Linked DNA regions of Homo sapiens: region 1 is linked to region 2. A link is a loop called in an ENCODE intact Hi-C map of the cell type or tissue named here. Cell type or tissue: Panc1. All regions are shown on one strand. Each heading gives the region's core, and the rest is flanking DNA. Links, peaks and the distances in the headings are about the cores only. Region 1 holds the start of LOC124907723 (a long non-coding RNA gene). Region 2 has its middle 26 kb from the start of PXDN.

The links. A loop is a pair of places that touch in the nucleus more often than their neighbours do. Peaks named below come from ENCODE experiments on the same cell type or tissue, not always from the same donor. Only the 100,000 strongest peaks of a DNase experiment are listed, where the experiment ranks them.
Region 1: it touches region 2 in a loop (2.7-fold over the local background); 1 of 110 quality-filtered maps calls a loop at or near these places.

Annotation. Positions count from the first base shown.
Region 1 is chr2:1,630,101-1,634,454 of GRCh38, reverse strand. PXDN (peroxidasin) reads left to right here. Exons shown (of 23, transcript NM_012293.3): 23 at 132-2,568. The coding sequence ends at 251. LOC124907723 (a long non-coding RNA gene) reads right to left here and starts at 424. Exons shown (of 2, transcript XR_007086188.1): 1 at 82-424. In Panc1, for the core only: no CTCF peak of the experiment used is centred there; DNase peaks (open chromatin) are centred at 2,434 and 2,924; H3K27ac peaks cover 4,000 bases.
Region 2 is chr2:1,768,117-1,772,503 of GRCh38, reverse strand. No RefSeq gene overlaps it. Among named protein-coding and RNA genes, the nearest start is that of PXDN, 26 kb to the right of the region's middle. In Panc1, for the core only: a CTCF peak has its summit at 2,576 (motif pointing right); a DNase peak (open chromatin) is centred at 2,583; H3K27ac peaks cover 3,955 bases.

The sequences.
Region 1 (4,354 bases), core at 1-4,000, 140 kb after region 2:
GGGCAAGGCAGGGGCCTCAGGGCAAGGCCTGACTCATGGCCGTGGCTGACACCTGTCCCGGAGCTGACAGGCTTTGCTCACCTGAAGGCCATCCCAGAGCTGACAGGCTGTGCTCCGTCTCTCTTCTCCAGGACGGGCAGGTCACCTGCTTCGTGGAAGCTTGCCCCCCTGCCACCTGTGCTGTCCCCGTGAACATCCCAGGGGCCTGCTGTCCAGTCTGCTTACAGAAGAGGGCGGAGGAAAAGCCCTAGGCTCCTGGGAGGCTCCTCAGAGTTTGTCTGCTGTGCCATCGTGAGATCGGGTGGCCGATGGCAGGGAGCTGCGGACTGCAGACCAGGAAACACCCAGAACTCGTGACATTTCATGACAACGTCCAGCTGGTGCTGTTACAGAAGGCAGTGCAGGAGGCTTCCAACCAGAGCATCTGCGGAGAAGGAGGCACAGCAGGTGCCTGAAGGGAAGCAGGCAGGAGTCCTAGCTTCACGTTAGACTTCTCAGGTTTTTATTTAATTCTTTTAAAATGAAAAATTGGTGCTACTATTAAATTGCACAGTTGAATCATTTAGGCGCCTAAATTGATTTTGCCTCCCAACACCATTTCTTTTTAAATAAAGCAGGATACCTCTATATGTCAGCCTTGCCTTGTTCAGATGCCAGGAGCCGGCAGACCTGTCACCCGCAGGTGGGGTGAGTCTTGGAGCTGCCAGAGGGGCTCACCGAAATCGGGGTTCCATCACAAGCTATGTTTAAAAAGAAAATTGGTGTTTGGCAAACGGAACAGAACCTTTGATGAGAGCGTTCACAGGGACACTGTCTGGGGGTGCAGTGCAAGCCCCCGGCCTCTTCCCTGGGAACCTCTGAACTCCTCCTTCCTCTGGGCTCTCTGTAACATTTCACCACACGTCAGCATCTAATCCCAAGACAAACATTCCCGCTGCTCGAAGCAGCTGTATAGCCTGTGACTCTCCGTGTGTCAGCTCCTTCCACACCTGATTAGAACATTCATAAGCCACATTTAGAAACAGGTTTGCTTTCAGCTGTCACTTGCACACATACTGCCTAGTTGTGAACCAAATGTGAAAAAACCTCCTTCATCCCATTGTGTATCTGATACCTGCCGAGGGCCAAGGGTGTGTGTTGACAACGCCGCTCCCAGCCGGCCCTGGTTGCGTCCACGTCCTGAACAAGAGCCGCTTCCGGATGGCTCTTCCCAAGGGAGGAGGAGCTCAAGTGTCGGGAACTGTCTAACTTCAGGTTGTGTGAGTGCGTTAAAAAAAAAAAAAAAAAAGAATCCCTATACCTCATTTGTATTTTTAAAATGCGTGATGTTTTATGAAATTGTGTCCATTTTTTAGGTATTAGATATGGCAGAAAAACCATTTCCACTATGCAAAGTTCTTTTAGACGTCAGTGAAAATCAACTCTCATACCTCATGGTCTCTCTTTAATTGACCAAAACCTTCCATTTTTCTCTAAATACAAAGCGATCTGTGTTCTGAGCAACCTTTCCCCGAACACACAGCTTCAGTGCAGCACGCTGACCTGAGTATCCACCATGTGCCAGGCACAGTGCTGGGCACACGAGGCACCAAGGTCCGGGCCACCTGCCCGCAGCAAGGCCCAGCTGAGGTGGTGGAGGGAGCCCCTGAGGTCAGGGGCCGTTTCGGTTCAGGGTGGCAGGTGTCCAGCACTGGGGTATGGCGTCGAGGCTTCCATGGGGTGGGGGAGGCCAGCTTCCTTCTGACAGGATGGGCGCATACAGTGCCTGGTGTGATTTGTGCACAACCCGTGTTCCAGGTGCACATCCTCCCAAGGAGACACCCAGACCCTTCCAGCACGGGCCGGCCAAGTTGCTGCGGCGGAGGCAGCATTTCAGCTGTGAGGAAGGTCATTGGATTCATGTGTTTTATCTGTAAAAATGGTTGTCTTAACTTCTTAACCTCATATTGGTAAGTGATTGATAAAAATTGGTTGGTGTTTCATGACATGTGGACTTCTTTTGAAATAGCAAGTCAAATGTAGTGACCAAATTGTGGAAGAGATTTCTGTCAAATAGGAAATGTGTAAGTTCGTCTAAAAGCTGATGGTTATGTAAGTTGCTCAGGCACTCAGATGACAGCAGATTCTGGGTTCTGGGAGTGTTCTGTGCCTCTTACATGCCCTGGAGGCCTCATGGTCTCAGTGCTGAGGCGGCACACCTGTAGCACACCTGCGTAATGTGCGGTCTGGGCCAGTCACAAGGAATTGTGTTGTCTAAGCCAAAGGGGGAAGCTGACTGTGATTTACCAAAAAAAATTCTGTAATTCAAACCAAAATGTCTGCGGAATCACCAGTTTGATACTCTCTGTAATCAGAACAGTGGGCAGTGCCTGGGTGAACGTGTCTAGCAGCCACTGTGCGGGATCGCTGTAACAGGAGTGGAATGTACATATTTATTTACTTTTCTAACTGCTCCAACAGCCAAATGCCTTTTTTATGACCATTGTATTCAGTTCATTACCAAAGAAATGTTTGCACTTTGTAATGATGCCTTTCAGTTCAAATAAATGGGTCACATTTTCAAATGGAGAATGGCTTTATTTTTTTTTACCTGAAACCAGTACATGAGGCTAAAACTTTTCCAGGTGAGATCAAAAGCCTGAGAAGGGAAGGAGGTAGGTCCAGGAAGAAGCCCCAGAACTGTCCTAGTCACTAATCATTTTGTGACTAAATGTGAAAAAATTACTAAAAATAAGGTATTAGATAAAGTTGACTTCCTTTTCCGAAGCAGCTGGGATGCTTTAACCCGACTGAATTTTGGCAGGTGGGAGTGAGCTCTTGGGAAAAACCTCTGGCAAATAAATGCCCTTGTCTCCTGGAATCTTTGTGCTGTGGAGAAGGACATTTCTTTGTCAGAGAGGAGTGTACAAGCAATTCACACACCGAGGTGTCTGAGATGGGCAGATGCTTTTCCAGAAGCAAGAGCGCAGGTCAGGAGGGCACAGTGCACGGAAGACAGACACTCCCTTTCCAGGCCTGAGCTATGTGTGGCTCTGGGGCCAGAAGTCGGGGATGACATGTGACAATTGCTGAGCCCCTCAGGCTGTGGTTGGGTGGGAGAGAGGATGCTGCTCTAAAGGAAACTGGAATGGATCTGAGGGCATCTTTATAGGGCCTGGAAAAAATACTACTCATCTATGTAAGGAGAAAAATGAAATATTAACGAAAATTAAATATTATGTTGTTAAAATTGCCAAATCATTTCAAAATTAGAATGATAAATTGAGCTGCTTTCATGGAATGTTTATGAACATGGGATGAACACTCCTCAATCAACAAAAGACAAATTAGGTGCTTTTCTGTCACGAGGGAATGAGTGCCATATACCAATTTTAATTTAAATGAAATGCCTAATGCAAAACTAGCAAAAGTTAACCATATGTATCTTGTTTTAATAATATGTAGAATGCATTGAAACATTCCTATTGCTTTTTGTTATTAACACTTAATACCTGTTTCTGGTGTGCAAAATTATATGTCAAATGACATAAATACAGGCATACCTGGGAGATATTGTGGCTTCAGTTCCAGACCACCGCAATCAGTGACTATCTCAATAAAGCAAGTCATACAATTTTTTTGGTTTCCCGGTGCGAATAAAAGCTGTGTTCACATTACACTATGGTCTATTACATGCACAAAAGCATTATGTCTAAAAAATGTACATACCTTAATTTAAAAATACTTTATGGCTAAAAATAGTGAACGATCATCTGAGCCTTCAGTGAGCTGTAATCTCTTTGCTGGTGGAGGGTCTTGTGTTGGTGTTAATGGCTGCTGACTGATTAGGGTGGTGGTTGTTGAAAGTTGGGGTGGCTGTGTCAATTTTGGAAAGTAAGACAAAATGAAGCTTAGCGCATTGGTTTAGCCTTACTTTCATGAAAGATTTATTTGTAGTAAGGGATGTTGTTTGATAGCATCTTACCCACAGAATTACTTATTTCAACATTGGAGTCAGTCCTCTCAAACCCTGCTGCTGCTTTATCACATAAACTTATGGAATATTCTAAATCCTATGTTGTCATTTCAACAGTGTTCACAATATCTTCACCAGGAGTAGAGTCCATCTCAAGAAACCACTCGCTTTGCTTATCCCCAAGAAGCAACTCCTCATCCATTCAAGATTGATCATGAGATTGCAGCAATTCAGTCCCATCTTCAGACTCCACTTCTAATTCTCTTGCTATTTCCACCACATCTGCAGTTACTGCCTCCACTGAAGTCTTAAACCCCTCAGCGTTATCCATGAGGGCAGGAATCAACTTTTTTAACAGGCACTTCTGTTAGTGTGTATATTTTGACCTGCTCCCATGGA
Region 2 (4,387 bases), core at 266-4,265:
GGGAGCTCAGTTGTGTTTGTGAATCCACTGCTGGGTGCCCTCGTTCTGGTGTGCTCTGGGTAGAGATGGGCCCAGCCTTGGGGTCCTGAAACAATCAGGGCTAATGGCCACTCTGAGGGCAAGCCTGAAAAAGCAAGGCTTAAGGAGCAAGCAGAGAAACCCCACTGTGAGACATGCTAACTGCTGCAGAAATGGCCTGGAACGTGGATCCTTGGGCTGATCTGATGAGAGGCCAATACAAATTTGATGAAACACTGACACATAAGAGCCCAGGAGCCTGACACTCACAGAGGCTGGGGGCCAGCCATTCACTTAGGCCTCTTTACATGCACTGCCCTTGGCTCCAACGTCAGGCCCTTGGGATCCTGGTGACACCGAGCACCCCTCTGTCAGGTGCCCTCTATGGTCCCCACTTGTGGTTCATCCCAGAACATTCCTCAGGGGCAGCAAGAAGGGAGGGTCCAGTGCATTCCACCCAAGACCAGAGTTCCACCAGTACAAGGGAGGGTCTAGTGTGTTCCACCCAATACCAGAGTTGTACCCAGTGCTAGGGAGGGTCCAGTGCATTCCACCTGAGACCAGAGTTCCACTGCTGCTGTAGAAAGGACCAGAGGCAGGAGGTGCCTCGTGTGAACAGTGGCCACCCTCTTCCTGCAGATTCTATCCAGGGGCCTCTGGGGTGCAGCCTGGGAACATGCACCCTAACCAGCTCCCAGTGCCAGGACAAATACAGTGAGAGGCTGCATTCTTATTACTGAAGATAAGATCCTTCCTCTTTCCCTTTCCCTACAGATATTCTTTCTTTCTTTCTTTTTCTAATGTATGTAAATCTGTTTAATGGCTACAGAAGCCTCTGGCCAGATTCAGGTATCCAGAAAGTTTTCTCAAGGACCCAAGAGCCATCTCCTTGAAAAGTCACCACCAAGGAAGACCACGTCCCTCTCCCTGTTTTCCGGGAGGAGGAGGGCCCAGCTTGTCCCCTGACTCCAAACTGCACAACCTCTGACCCCAGCTGTGGGAAAATGAGAGACTTCTTTCTGTCTTTGCCGTCTGCTCTTGGTTGCTGCTGCTGCTTTCCGCACTTTGGCTGAATGAGTTTTCTGAAACTCAGTTGTTGCCGTTCCCTTCCACATTTGTGGAGAGGTTTGTGAGGCGTGGGTTGGGAGGAGGTGTGTTTCCCGTGACACCTCGCCAACTCGAACTTTAGCACCTTAGCTAGAAGCCCCTATGGTGATGCCAAGCCTGGCCTGGCGCTGCGTCTGTGTGTGTGAGCCCATTAGATGAATTCATGGGGGCCTCCATGGTGATGCCAAGCCTGGCCTGGCACTGCGTCTGTGCTTGTGAACCCATTAGATGTACTCACAGGGTGCTCTGGTACTGTTGGGGCTTCAGTTCACTCGGACCCCACATGGCTCCCTCCCGGTCACACACATCACACAGAGACACAGAGATTAGGGAACCAGCCTCACAGCGCCCAGCTTTGAGTGGTGGATGCAGGATCTGACCTGGCACCCTCCCCCTAAGCAGCTGTGGTCACTGTGACCGCAGCCTCAGTGAGTAGCGTGGCCACCCCAGCCCTGCCTCTGGGACCTCCGGGGCTGAGCGGCGGCTGCCGTCCGAGACCCCCACCAGGCCACCTTCACCAGCACCTTGTCCTCATTGGAACGACTTTGGGCCTCAGACTTGAACTTGAGATGCCCAAAGAAATCTCACTTGTTCGAACTCCACACCAGGTGTCTACCCGCCTCTCCCACCTATTCCTCGAGACCAGGCCCCACAGCCTTCCCCTCTGCCTGGCCTCCTGAGGTGCTGGTTTCCTAGAACATTCTAGCCAGAAGGGCATGCTCACTTCCCCCAGTGGTTTCCAGAGGGGGCTGGGGAGTCTGGGCAGAGGGGAAGAAGAGGGGCCTGGACGGTGGGACACCCAGGCCCCACGCACAAGTGCAAATAAGAAAAATGTGCACTCTCATAAATACAGAATAGAAAAAAATGGTATTCTTGATGTGTGCCTTTCATGTTTTAAAAATTTTGCTTGAATTTATTCACCAATTTTTCTACATTGACCACTCATTCCTGTTCTGGGGAAAAATATTCATAAGCATTGATTTCAAAGGACAGGAAGCTCTGGCCTTGTCTGTACATGAGTGACAGCCATGATCGCTTTAGGGTTGCAGGAGCCCAGACCCAACTCCCACCTGCATACTCTCCAAGAGGGTGGGAAAGCGTGGTCCCCTCTGGCTTTCTTGACAGAAGAAACTGGGTTTGCGGGCAGCAGAGGTGGAAGGAAAGAGCCTGGCAGCGAGTGAGGAGAGTTGTTTCCTCAGCCATTCCCAGCCCTGGCTGTGTTCAGATGCTCAGGGATTAACCCTCACCTCAAAGACACACGCAAGAGCTCGCCCACTTCTCCTGGTCAGACCCACCCAAGAGACACACATCTCACTGGACGGGGTTTCTAGAAGCACAGCTGTTTCCCGCTGTGGCTCTCCAGCGTAGTACCCACCTTACATGAACTATTTCCCTATGGACGTGGGCAAGGTCCACCTTGGGCACCTGGGACTAAGAAGAGGATCACCACCAGGGGGCAGCATCTCACCAGGCACTCACCTGAGCTCTCCTGAGCAGGCCTTTTAGCAGAGAAAGAGCCAGGGTTGCAGCTTCCAAGTCAACCTCGGGAGGGTCAGGAGTCCCACGTGTTTAGCATTGGGGTTTTAAGAGGGAAAGTAGAATAAATTCCTCTGGGCATCTCAACAAATCAGCCCAAGCCAACCAGGTTTTGTAAGAGCAGTCGTGTGAAACATCAACGAAGATTAGGTTAGAATTAATGCAGGTATGAACTTCAGCTCAAAATAATGTAATATTTTAATAGTTTTTTCCCCATTTATTTCTTGGCCCTCAAATCTAGAACCTTTAACTCCCTTTAGGACTCCCAGTGCTATTGATTTCCAACTCCAGTTAGCCAAGATCCCTCACGGGAAGCAACAGAAGCGCCAATCTTTGCCTCAAAATCCACGAAGGGAGATTGGATATGTGCCCAAGGATGTCATGCTGACACAAAACCCCATTTTGGGAGCCTGTAAAAGAGCGAGGATGGGGATTCCTCAGGTTCAGTGGAAATGGAAATGGGGTTCATGGATGGGTCCTGAGTCTTTTTCTTTTTTGAGACAAGGTTTTGCTCTGTCACCCAGGCTGGCTTACGGCAGCGTGATCATAGTTCACTGCAGCCTCTACCTCCTGGGCTCAAGCAGTCCTCCTTCCTCAGCCTCTCAAGTAGCTGAGACCACAGGTGCACACACTGTGCCTAGCTAATTATTATTATTATTAATTATTACTATTTTGAGACGGAGTCTTTCTCTGTCACCCAGGCTGGAGTGCAGTGGCATGATCTCAGCTCACTCAAGCTCCACCTCCCAGGTTCACGCCATTCTCCTGCCTCAGCCTCCTGAGTAGCTGGGACTACAGGCCCCCGCCACCACATCTGGCTAATTTTTTTGTATTTTTAGTAGAGACGGGGTTTCACCGTGTTAGCCAGGATGGTCTTGATCTCCTGACCTCGTGATCCGCCCGCCTCGGCCTCCCAAAGTGCTGGGATTACAGGCGTGAGCCACCGAGCCCGGCCATGCCTAGCTAATTTTTTAACTGTTTTGTAGAGATGGGGTCTCACTCCGTCACCCAGGCTGGAGGGCAATGGCACAGTTTCATAGCTCACTGCAGCCTCAGCCTCCTAGTCTCAAGCAATCCTTCTGCCTCAGCCTTCTGAGTAGCTGGGAGCACAGGTGTGCACCTCCATGCTCAGTTAATTTGTTTTTAAATTTTATGTAGAGGCAGGGTCCCATTATGCTGCCCAGGCTGGTCTGGAACTCCTGACCTCAAGCAATCCTCCCACCCTGGCCTCCCAAAGTGCTAGAATTACAGGTGTGAGCCACTGTGCCCGCCCACCCTGGGCCTTGAAGAATGGGTAGAGCTGCAGAGGGAGCAGCATGAAATAGGAGCATGTCAGCGGTGCTGGCAGATCAGTCACCCAAACTCAAGCCCTCCTGGAAGGGGAAGCAGGCCCAGGCTGTGGAACCGCGGAGAGCCGGATTTGAATCTAGGCACCGCCATTTACCAGCTGCGCCACCTTGGAAGGCTGGTCAACTTTCTCTGGGTTTCCATTTACGTCGTGTGCCAAACACAGGTCATTAGACACGCACAAGGATCATCGAAGAGATTGCCAAATAAGCTCCCTACGCTCTACTCACACCAGCTGCTCACACGGGGACAGCCGTGTGCAAGATACTAAAGGGGGCGCTTAGAAGAGGAGCTCAAAGGTGGCCTGGCGTCAGGGGCTGGAGGGCCTTTGACAGAGGCCGGGACTGAGGCTACAGCATCATCGGAGCGCTGGCCTTGG